Linked DNA regions of Homo sapiens: regions 1 and 2 are each linked to region 3. Evidence: chromatin loops called from intact Hi-C (ENCODE). Cell type or tissue: IMR-90. All regions are shown on one strand.

Evidence for each region. Hi-C counts contacts between places; a loop is a spot of excess contacts. Peaks named below come from ENCODE experiments on the same cell type or tissue, not always from the same donor. Only the 100,000 strongest peaks of a DNase experiment are listed, where the experiment ranks them.
Region 1: a loop joins it to region 3, with 4 times the contacts of the local background. A loop is called at or near these places in 21 of 110 quality-filtered maps.
Region 2: it touches region 3 in a loop (2.9-fold over the local background); 3 of 110 quality-filtered maps call a loop at or near these places.

Annotation. Positions count from the first base shown.
Region 1 is chr18:497,262-501,261 of GRCh38, reverse strand. It overlaps COLEC12 (collectin subfamily member 12), which reads left to right and starts at 561. Exons shown (of 10, transcript NM_130386.3): 1 at 561-754. The coding sequence starts at 748. In IMR-90, no CTCF peak of the experiment used is centred here; a DNase peak (open chromatin) is centred at 1,621; H3K4me3 peaks cover 1,161 bases; H3K27me3 peaks cover 1,724 bases.
Region 2 is chr18:455,159-459,158 of GRCh38, reverse strand. The region is part of intron 2 of COLEC12 (collectin subfamily member 12); the gene reads left to right. Among named protein-coding and RNA genes, the nearest start is that of COLEC12, 44 kb to the left of the region's middle. In IMR-90, no CTCF peak of the experiment used is centred here; a DNase peak (open chromatin) is centred at 1,788; H3K27ac peaks cover 1,942 bases.
Region 3 is chr18:614,766-618,765 of GRCh38, reverse strand. CLUL1 (clusterin like 1) reads right to left here. Exons shown (of 10, transcript NM_001393344.1): 3 at 660-778. The coding sequence starts at 765. Among named protein-coding and RNA genes, the nearest start is that of CLUL1, 20 kb to the right of the region's middle. In IMR-90, a CTCF peak has its summit at 2,208 (motif pointing right); no DNase peak of the experiment used is centred here; H3K27me3 peaks cover 840 bases.

The sequences.
Region 1 (4,000 bases), 120 kb after region 3:
AATGGTGACTTCGGATTCTGGCCACTCGGGCTCTCCCTGGGTGACAGAGAGAGTGTTCCCTGCTGCTTGGTCTCCTTCAGGCGTCAACCAGCGCACGCACTTGGAAACTCTGAACCCGGAGGACGTTCTGTACCTCTCCATGCCCCAGAGCCGTTTGGGGAAGGGCCCACCTTACCCCCCGCCACCCCCGGGGCACAGCAGCTCCCCATCCTCTCGCCCAACACTTGCTAGGTAGTTTGGGGTGTAGAAGCGACCCCAGCAGCAGCGGCACCTTAGGTGCTCGCCGAAGGTGAACGCTGGACCGCCCCGGGAAGGGCTTTGCTCCCGACTTCATCCCGACGCTGGTGCAACGGGAAAAAGAGAGAGCCCGCGCGAGTGGGGCCAGGGCGCGCAGGAGAGGGCGGGCGAGAAAGTGCCCGGCGAGGGCAGGCGCGGGCCGAGGGCGGGGCGGGCGCGGGAGGGCGCGAGAGGGGCGTGGGCGCGGCCGCTCGCTCGGCCGGGTCGGGCCAGGGGGAGGGGCGCTGGGAGAGCGAGAGCGGCGCGCGCGGCAGCCCCGAGGCAGCAGAGCGCGGAGCCGGGAGCGCGGGGAGCGCGGGCCGGCGGCGGCGAGGGAGGACGGGGGCGCAGACGGCCGGCGCGCGGCGCGGCTACCATGGGCGTGCGGTGAGCAGCCGCTCGGGACGACTTCCTCGGCTGCGCGGCGCTCGCGCGGAGCTCCCCGGCCGGCGGTGCGTCCCCACGGTCACCATGAAAGGTAGGGCGGCGGCAGCTCCGCGGGGCTCTGGGCGGGGGGAACGGGCTTCGGGGCGCGCGGGAGGCCACGGAGGTGCCTCCCGCGCGAACCTTCCCTTGGGCTGCGGGCCCGGGGAGTCGGGGCTGCCAGGGCGCCGGGTTCGTGCGCGGACACTGGGGGCGCACCCGGCTCCCGGGTCAGGCGCGGCTGGAGACCTCGAGGTTGGGGTTTTGAAGCGCGCAAGTATTCCCCTCCCCATCGCGTCTTTGCAAGTAGTTTGAAGCCCTAAGTCGTTGTTTACGGATTCCCGTTTCCAACTTTTTAATTGAAAAAACCTGCCGAGGAGAGTGGAGGCATCGCCATCCCTCCCGGTCGCTTTTCCACGCCGCAGCGCTCCCCACGCTCGCCCAGTCCTCTCTCCTCCCGCCTCTAGCCGTTTCCCGGCCCGAGCGGTCCCCGCGCTGGCGGCCGGGTGTTTTCTCCGGGACTGGGGATGTTCTCCGTGCGCCCTCGCCACATCTGGCAATGATTAGGTGCCCGAGGAGTTCAGCTGGCTCGGGAAGTGCATTTGGCATCTTTCTCCATCAGATTCACCGACTGGAAAATAGTTGCCCTCGGTTCCGCGTCCCTTCCACGTGCCCGCCTTGGGGTGTGCCCACTGGTGTTTTGGGGTGACACACCTCAGCTGGTTAGTCGCCCCCTGCGCGGTGTCCTCTGCAGGCCGGTTTATGGAAGTGTCAGATGTTATCGTACTTTAGAAAGAAGCACGAGAAGGACTGCAGGGCAGCCTTCTGTTTAGTGGAAACACGGAGATTTGTCAGCGGAATCCTGATTTATGTATGAGATAAGTAACCGCAGCGGAGGCATCAAAGAGTCGTTCAGGAATGGGCCCGCGTGGTGTTTACACAAGGCTTCGTGTGAGAGTTGCTGGTTCTGTGCTAGGATAACACAGCCCTGCGTGGGTGCGAAATGCCATCTGACCGCGGTCACCCCGCTTCCAGCCGCCACAGACCTGGCGATGCAATCGCTTTGACTTCTAGGGTTGCCGTCCGAGGGAGGCGCCCGGGAAGCCCCAAGGCGCTTGGAAAGTAACTTTTGGCTCTGGAAAGTTTTTTTTCTGAAGGGCAGCTCCCGCGGAACTAACCGGAGCGATGATATCCTACCAATTCACTCCCTTTCCAAGGGCGTTAGGTGTCCACGTCGGGAGACCTCGGGAAGGGAGGTGACTGATGGCCAGGTGAAAAGTGGTCTGCCCCAGGGAAAAAGAAACAAAAGACACGATACAACTGCCTACCTAGAGAATTTCAAAATGCAGTGGCTTGCTTTCCTTCTGTCTCCATCTCAGTTTCTCTTCCCTCATTTACATTCTAGGAAATACACACATTCCTTAGCTGGCTCTGATTGAGGAGACTCCCTAGAAAGGAAAGAATTTCACATGGCTAAAAGTTATCTGGGGCTCAGTTATCATTTTAGCCAGAAGTGAATCTTCTCTGCTGGTCATTAAGACCAGTGGTTTTTAAAACTTGGGAAGATTAACCACCTACCCACTCCATCAGCTCCCACGTGGGTTCTTAAACCCTGAAACTTTTGTTATGCTTTTTACTGGGTAAAGGACCGCTATTGCACTTGAGACACTTTTCCACTTTACATTTGCACTGGAAAACATACCCAGAAGTCCTAAACACATTTTTGGAGAGATTTATGCTGCATTCTGGACCAGATGGTGGCCTACCCGCTGTGGTCTAGCGCTGCCCAGAAGCCCCATACACTTTCCGCCCCAGTCGGGGAGGTTGATGGAGGGACGGACTGGTGAATCCCCGGGTAGACTAATCATTTTGAAGCCCTCTTTTAAAAACGAAAATATTCCAGCGGGGCGCGGTGGCTCACACCTGTAATCCCAGCACTTTGGGAGGCCGAGGTGGGCAAGATCACTCGAAGTCAGGAGTTCGAGACCAGCCTGGCCAACATTGTGAAATCCTGTCTTTACTAAAAATACAAAAAATTAGCTGGGCGTGGTGGCAGGCACCTGTAATCCCAGCTACTTGAGAGGCTGAGGCAGGAGAATCACTTGAACCCAGGAGATGGAGGTTGCAGTGAGCCGAGATCGAGCCATTGCACTCCAGCCTGGGTGACAAGAGCGAGACTCCGTCTAAAAAAAAAAAAAAGAAAAAAAATATTCCATGAGAGTTTTGCCTACCAATTATTACCACGTAATCTGTATTTATTACATTTGTCTGAGTGGTGGGGTGGGGACGGGAGGGGCAGTAATAATTTTTTAGTACCTACTAAGTGCCAGCCACTGTACTATATACACTACAAACACATTGCAATTAATCCTCTCAACAGCCCTGAGAGTAGACATTTCAATCCTAACAGTATAGGTATGAAAACTGAGTCTAGAAGAAATAGGAACTGGCAACTAGGAGGATAGAGTAGGCATCTAAAGACAAGCCTTGTCAGTTACCCCGTGTGGCTTGGAAGGCCCTAAGACACCAAATAGATAACCTCTGGTGAAGATGACTGGAAAAAAAAGTGAATCTGAGACAACTAACTAGCCAAGTAACCCACAATTGGTGCTGTATCCAGGAAGAGGTGGAGCCAACCAGTTGCATGTGAGGCTTTGGAAGCCTAGACAAAAACGGAAAGCTGCTTTTACCAAGTGGAATTGTTTTGACCATTTGCCATAGGGAACCAACTAAAGATTTTCCCCGGGTTCCTGATTACATCAAATAGTTGTTAACTCCCCGTGCTTCAGAAAGCCAACATGATAGAAAGCAACGACAAGCCTTGTAAATTCTTAGAATAAACGTGTTAATCTAAAACATTCTTGGCCAGGTGCAGTGGCTCATGCCTGTAATCCCAGCACTTTGGGAGGCTGAGGCAGGCGGATCACCATATAGTGAAACCAGCCTGGCCAACATGTAATGAAACCCTGTCTCTACTAAAAAATACAAAAATTATCTGGGCCTGGTGGCGCATGCCTGTAGTCCCAGCTACTTGGGAAGCTGAGGCAGGAGAATAGCTTGAACCCGGGAGGTGGAGGTTGCAATGAGCCGAGATCGTGCCACTGCACTTCAGCGCAGGTGACAGAAGCAAGACTCTCTCAAACACACACACACACACACACACACACACACACACACACCCCATTCTTTAGCCAAATTGAAAATCAGTGGACACCATAGAAGTTAAAGAAGTTCATTTGCAAAAGCAAATATTCCTGTGCAAGTCAGATGCCTTTTTAGGGTACCAACGTGACTTTCTAAT
Region 2 (4,000 bases), 160 kb after region 3:
TCTGAGTGCCAGGTCTGGTGGCTCATGCATGTAATCCCGGCTGCTAAAGAGGCCAAGGAGGGAGGATAGCTTGAGTCCAGGAGTTCGAGACCAGCCTGGACAACACAGGGAGACCTCTCCCAGCCCCCAGTCCCCATCTCTACAGAAAATAAAAAAATTAGCCTGGAATGGTGGAGCATGTCCGTGGTCCCAGCTACTTGAAAGGCTGAGGTGGGAAGATCACTTGAGCCTGGGAGGTCAAGGCTGCAATGAACCATGATCGTGCCACTGCACTCAGCCTGGGTGACAGAGCAAGACCCTGTCTCAAAAAGAAGTTATCTGAGTACCTCCTGTGCAAAATGAGAAGTTCACGAGGTGCAGTGGTGGACCAGAAATGAAACTGGGGAAAATGGCTTCACGTGGGAGAGAGAAGTCTTGAGGAGTGATCATATAGAGACAGAATCTGTGATCCTAAGGTCTGGAAGACGACAGTTTAGATGAAGAGGTCCAAAATAACAAGGGGCTTTTGAACAGGTGGTCTGTCCAGTAGTGGGAGAAGCTACCCCATCAGGGGGTCCTCAGCTCCTAGGTCTTGAGCTGCCACCGATTCACAGAAGCGAAGGCTGCCTTCAGAAAACGGGTCTGGACAACCAGGAACAGCAGTTTGCCAATGCCTGTGGCTAGAGGAGAGGGCCAACCTGGATCGTTCAGGTGCACTTCTCCTCTCCCCTCCTCAGCCCACCCACGTGTGTTCTCAGTTGTCTGGGTAAGTCAGCAAGCTCAGCTGGGGAAAAGACAGTTGCTCTGAATTACCAGAGATCTGTGTCTGTTCAAACACAGGATTAAATTCAGTAGCAGTTAAAATGATCCTTTTGCTTTCTTAACATGAGAAGCAAAAATATGTCCTTAGTGAGATGCTCCAAGGGTATGTTAGGAAATGAGTGCTAGAGTTTCCGGTCCCTGATGAGGTCCTCTGTGAGCATTCTTAAAAATACTCATGGAAAACAGTAAAAGAACTGCAAATGGGACAAAATCAGATCACAAGTGAGCTGAACGTTTTTCTCTTTTTCCAACTTTTGGACTTGAGGTTTATCTAACATTAGAGTCCTCCTCTTGCCTGAACTTTTCTGGCAGGGTATGGCCAGTCCCTTTGCCACAAAGAAAATGCAGTGCTTCTGGCGAACCACATCTTTGTGCAGTCATAGACATGTTTATGTAACTCAGAAGAACTTATATAAATTTCCAATTCTGCAAACTTACTGTAACTGTTGGAAAACTACCTATATCCTGCCAGTAAGATACGCCGTCTCCTCAATCGTAAGCACTAAACAGTCAAGGATCCAGCTTTTGTTGGCAGTCACTTTGAAAAATGCGCAATGAAGGAGGCTTGTTTTCATTCTACTCCGCTTGGTATAGAGTGCTGCAAAGAGCAAAAAGTCGGAAACAGCTGAGACATTTTGCAACTCTTGGGACTAGGAAGCCCTTCATGGAAGAGTCTAGTGAGCTTCATTTACACCTCATTTTAAGTAAATAAACACCAGGCTTTGTGGGCATCCATTTCGCAACTGCTCATCAAACTCCACCAAAAGATCGTTTACAGATTTTAACAGTTGTGTCCTCTTTTCGCAGAGATGGGGGAAGCTCTAATCAACATGATTTGGGTCCACTTTTGGGATATGTGTGCTTTGCTTCAATACTGTACTTGCCTTCATCAGCTCCAGCATGTGACATGGACATTCTTCAAGGCAGGGTTAAAAACATCTGCAGCCTAGAAATCAGCAGAGCTCCCCAGGGAGGGTGTTAAATCCAGAGTGTGCTGATCTGTTTCCTGTCTTTGTTATGATTTCTTCACTGTAACTGAATCTCCTTCGGCGCTGCAGTGCCTGGGTACTCTGTGCAGCTGTGTCAGCAGGCCGAGGACTGTTGGCTTAGGGGGCTCCGTTCCCATTTACACGGCTCGCGTCCATAATCCCAGTCAGGCCTGTTCGTTCACAGGGTAAGCTGCTCCTTGTCAGCAGATCGGCAGGCCTCACTGTGCAGCCATGCTGTTACATGTAATCTAATTAAGATTAATTAAGAGGAAGAGCAGTTACCTGGCTGCACTGATCCTTGCCAAGAGAAAACCCTCGGGAATGTGAACAAACCACCATCCTAACAAAATGCCGTGAAAATGCTGCGGAAAAGCAGTAAAATACTGTCTTTAAGACCTGCGAGCCGAGAAGTGGGAGGGCTGGCACTTCACCAAGGAGACAGAGTACGGGGCTCAGGGTCCTCAGGTATATAGGCATTCCTGCCTGGCTCTTCCTTACCACCCGGATTTTGTTTTTGCTTTCTGGGTAGAGCTCTGATGTTGCCAAACAGCCTGTGCTCCTCGTGAACAATCTCTCCAGACTCAAAATAGCGAGCAGCCAAGGGGCTGCCACTGCTTGCGGTCCACAGCTCAGTCAGCGGGCTGCTCTTTGTTGGAGAAGAAAATACGCCTTCTGGAAATCTTACAGGTTACATCGTTTATTCTCAAAACACAACATCAGCTGCCAGTGGGTTTCCAGTAAGCTGCAAGAGCATTTAACCCAAATGGGTTTGTGACCTTCCTAAGCGGAGGTGTGGGAAGGCTCTAGTGAAGTGTGGTGAACAGATCGTCGGTAACGCAGAAGTCATCCTGCTGTTCCGGCACTGGAGGCAGAGCCCGGCCAACTGAGTATTTCTCCAGAGGATGTTTCTGGGCGGCCTTTCCCTCCTTGTGTAAAGCGTCTCATCTGTGTGGGCCTGGTTTATGAGTACAAGTTGCTCACGGCACATGATTGGCCCTAACTCCCCAGTGCTTTCTGGCACTCTTAAACCAGCGAGGGGTTTGTGTTTTGTATGAAGGTTGTGGAACTAGAGACAGCATAGCACCAAGAACTATTTTTGGTCTTCATTGAGAACTCAGACTGGGCATAGTAGCTACAGTGTGCCTGTTGGGTTTTAATGCTGTCATGCCTACCTCTGTGAGACAGGATAAAGGTGGAAGTCAAATGTTTTTCTCCATTCTTTGCCTAAGATCAATTCAGAAAAGTAGTAAAATGCTCCATAGAAGGTACTGCAAGACCCTCTTAAACCAGCCAGCCTCCCACCACGTGCTTTGTCCTACCACCTGAGGGCTGACGTGGTCTGATTTCATACCCTGCCTGGGTTGTGCTTGATACACTTAACTATTGTGTCAGTTAAAGTGTGCTGTGCTGAGCACTATTTACAATAGCAAAGAACTATTTACAACCCAAATGCCCATGAATGGGCAAAGAAAATGTGCAAATGGGCAAAGAAAACGTGACACATATACACCACAGAATACTATGCAGCCGTAAAAAAGAATGAGATCATGTCTTTGCAGGGACATGGACGAAGCTGGAAGCCATCATTCTCAGCAAACTAACACAGGAACAGAAAACCAAACACTGCATGTTCTCACTCATAAGTGGGAGTTGAACAATGAGAACACATGGACACAGGGAGGGGAATGTCACACACCCAGGCCTGTCAGGGGAGGGGGGGGCAAAGGGAGGGGGAGCATTAGGACAAATACCTAATGCATGCAGGGCCTAAAACCTAGATGATGGGTTGATGGGTGCAGCAAACCACCATGGCACATGTATACCTATGTAACAAACCTGTACATTCTGCACATGTATCCCAGAACTTAAAGTAAAACACTGGCTAACATGGTGAAACCCCGTCTCTACTAAAAAATACAAAAAATTAGCCAGGCATGGTGGCGGGCACCTGTAGTCCCAGCTACTCAGGAGGTTGAGGCAGGAGAATGGCATGAACCCGGGAGGCGGAGCTTACAGTGAGCTGAGATTGTGCCACTGCACTCCAGCCTGGGTGACAGAGTGAAACTCTGTCTCAAAAAAAAAAAAAAAAAGCGTAAAATAAAACAAAACAAAAATAAATAAAGTATGCTGTGCTGTTTTTACCACATTATAGCATCACAATGCCTTTCATTTCTATTTATCTCCCAGTGTAACTTTCCGCTTAGCCACAA
Region 3 (4,000 bases):
GTAATACGAGCTTCCTTAATAACTCAATGGACGTGTCTTATACACCTTTAATAAGCCCTTAGTAAGTTTAAAATTCATTGTCATTCCCTGTTCAAAATAGCCAACGTGGCCTACTGAGGAGCTCATTCTTGACTCTGATTATTACAGACCCCAAATCAGCTGCATTTTAGCTAATTTGTTCTTCTATATATTAAGTACCCAAAGTATATATCACCAAGCAAAGTTGCAAGTTAATGGCCACAGAACAACCAGATTCAACGTAATTATAACCCATTCTTTCACTAGTTTAAGAACAATTGCACAGATTACTCTAATGGTTTAAATTTTTCAAATGCTAGAAAAGTATTTCACTGTTCATTAGAGCTGTGCTGAGATGACACCAACCATCTGGATGATACAAAAAAATGCAGTGAAAAAACTGGCAAGTTGTATCTACATGATACAAACATCTGGAAAGGTGAACGCCTGCAGAGACGTGATTGGAATTTTCTATTTTTACCCAGATGTTTGGCGTCAGGATGACCTGGTTTAAGCGCCTTGAGAACGTTTCACCGTGAAAACAGCGAATATGGTTATCTCTCAACTGCGACTCACTATAAACGCCAGCAGGACAACCAACATGCAAACAGGACACAGCACAGATAAGAAACCAAACGTACTCTTCAGGTTTTCACTGATAGCAGTTTTGTCCTTCCAAGTGGGTGCGCAGTGACTGTCTTTCAACCACAGCAGACACACAATAAACACCAAGAGTGGCGGCTTCATGTTCCCGCTGTTACTGCAAAGGAAAAATAAACCCGCATCAAATGTCTTCCATTTGGTTAGTTTCTGTTGGCATCAATTGAAAACACCTGGGGCTCCAAAGCATTTTTCTGTCAATTTTTCCTTATGACTTTAGACAACTTATGCTAATGTGCCTGAGACATAAGGAAGCTTGAAATGTAAGTTAAAAAAACAAACAAATTCTAGTCCCTATTTGGTTTAAACTCTTCACGACAGTTAAAAAAGCCCGCCATGTGAAGTACTTGAAACTCAATGCAATGGAGAGGATAGATCACATCCTCTCAGAGTCCAAGCTTCATTTTGTAAACATCTCGAAACACAGAATTAATTCGAATCTGTTAGAGGGATTTTTTTCCCTCCAAAATTCTTTTTTTTTTTTTTTTTTTTGAGACGGAGTTTTGCTCTTGTTGCCCAGGCTGGAGTGCAATGGCGTGATCTCGGCCCACCGCAACCTCCACCTCCCAGGTTCAAGTGATTCTCCTGCCTCAGCCTTCCCAAGTAGCTGGGATTATAGGCATGCGCCACCAAGCCCGGTTAATTTTGTATTTTTAGTAGAGATGGAGTTTCTCCATGTGGGTCAGGCTGGTCTCGAACTACTGACCTCAGGTGATCCGCCCCCCTCGGCCTCCCAAAGTGCTGGGATTACAGGCGTGAGCCACCACACCTGGCATTTCCCTCCAAAAGTCTATGTTCTCAAGTGAGTTTTTACCTACGTGGTTCGCTATTATTTTTAAAGAAAGCAAAACCAACCACACACATTTTTCTCATACTCCTTATAAAACCCATTATGCTATGTGAATAGTGCACAGTTAAAATTTTTTCTTCTCAGTTAATGAATTTCCCTTTGAGTTTAATTCGATACACATTAGTTATAAATATTCTAAATACAGAGGTTAAAACTTTACTAAGAAAAGTTAAATAAGTTAGAATAGTCGTATGCTTTAATAAAGTTAAAACTATAAAATAAGTTAGATTATTTTAACTCCCACAAAGGGGATATTTATCTGCTTTACGTATATTTACTATTTTAAAAAGAAAACAACCACAGAAACCTCCATTATTTGATCAACATTTGGAATGTCTTTTTAATACAGTCGTAAACTAGCAACTGTACTAGTAATTATGCAGTTATCACATTTTACATACATCATTTCAACTAACTCTTCTTCTATCATTACTCTATTTACAAAACAAAACTTATTAATATAGTGTATTTACCACTAACTTTGCAATATCTCCCCAGTGAAGTTGCCACCAGCTTCTGGAAGGACCTTCGTTTTTCTCTGCTTTAATTTTCATCCGTGTCAGGGATTTAGCTGTGTCCTATCAGTTTGATGACACAGTGTTTAATCCTATTAACCCAACATTTTGAGATTTACAACTATGATCTAAAATTTGGTACTGTTCAGAAGAAAACACTAGAGGGCAGGCTGTGTACACAATTGGCAACAGTGACCTTGGGCTACCTTCCTATATACAAATGTGTTTTGATAGGACTCATTAAAACCTTAAAAATATTTTTTTAATTTTCAATTTAAAATATGTAGTTTCCTATGTAAGCAAAATTAGTCTCTTAGATTGAAAATACTATAAGCCACAATGTGAAAGTGAGTAAACTCTTAGATAAAACAGTTCGAAAAGTGTATTTACACAGTCATGTGGCATCTTTGTTTGTTTGTTTTCTCGTTTGGCATTTTTTGACTGTTAGTATATGAAGCGATATAACCAACTAAAGTGATAAAGTCTAGCATATACATAATGCAATAGATAAGTATTTTAGACCCACCGTAATTTGCTACTTGATTAGCTGAACTGAAAATGTAGCCCTTAATGATTCATTTAAAAACAACTTAGACAGCTGTTAGTCATGATAGCCAACTCTGGAATCTACACGATGGGTCTCTCTGGCAACTGAAATCTCAAGATCACCTGCGCCCTGTTTGCAAGTTTTGAGAGACTAGCCAATCCATCCTTACTATGTACTCAGCACTTGTCCAAGCAGGTCAGACCTTGACAATTCTGAACTGGGCCACCTGCCTTTTAGGCGCCCTATGACGTTGGTCCTGGTCTCTGAGCAACATGCAGTCTGGAGTTTATCTTTGCTCTGCCTGGGCACAGAGAGTGACACACATTCAAGGCCCAGCCACACCCCATGTCAGCTGCCTTGATTACCCACTAATTCCCTCTTTTAGCTGGAAAACTCTTAGCTCTCTTGGAAAACAGATCAGCTCATAGCAAAACTCGAACTATTATTATTTTAAACAGCCTAATGTCACTTATGAGCAACTACAATCCACACCTATAAACAGATGTGTCCTATCCTGAAAGATGCATGGTTGGCCAATGGAAGAGGCAGCACTTTGGGTATTTTTCTCAGGAAGAGCAGAGCAGAGTCCTGGAAAAGTTGGTCATAGGAAATTGTCCAGCTTTTACCCTGACTCTGTGCACCATTGCTCATTAGTTTACCACTGTCCAAGTTTGGGCCCGTTTGACATCAAGGCTGGCATCTGCGTGTTCTTTTTCAACAGACCCAAATTTTGTTGAAAACGGAACCAGTTTTCAGGAAGCAAAACCAATCACACACATAGAAAGATGGCTTACTTCCTAGTAGCAGATTTTTTTCTTTAATCCATGTTCCTCCTTTAAGAGCAATTTCTCAGAACAGAACTTTATTGCTAACTAGTACTAATTACTTTGAAAATATCTCGAAGCTTCCAAAAAGGCTCTTCCTCTAATTACTTCATCTGTTTTCACAGCTGCCATTTTGTTCTTAAGATTAAGCAATACTTCATGTGAATCCGGTCACTTTCATAATTATGACATCATTATGCTCAAGATTTAAGGGGATTACAAAATATTGTAGATAGCTGCTTGATAATTAAGGAGATTTAGAAGCAAAGTCATCTTAATTAAGAAAGATGGCAAGAGGATGCATGTGGCATCAACTGGAAAATAGAGGAATCAGATGGATTTCAAAATGTCAGGTTTATTGTTGCTAAGTTCAGGCTTGGACAGAGCATCTTAGATGCATGGCCATAAAGGTCTTGCTAATATGTCACCCTTGAGTTAGACTTGCCCATCCTGCCACTGGCATAGCCAGACAACCTCTGGGCTTCCAACTGGGACATTTGGCCAGGAGCAGACTAGGAAGCCTATATACTGCTCAGGCTGTGTCTTATATAGAACCAGCTCCAGGATACAATGACAGTGGTCCCTG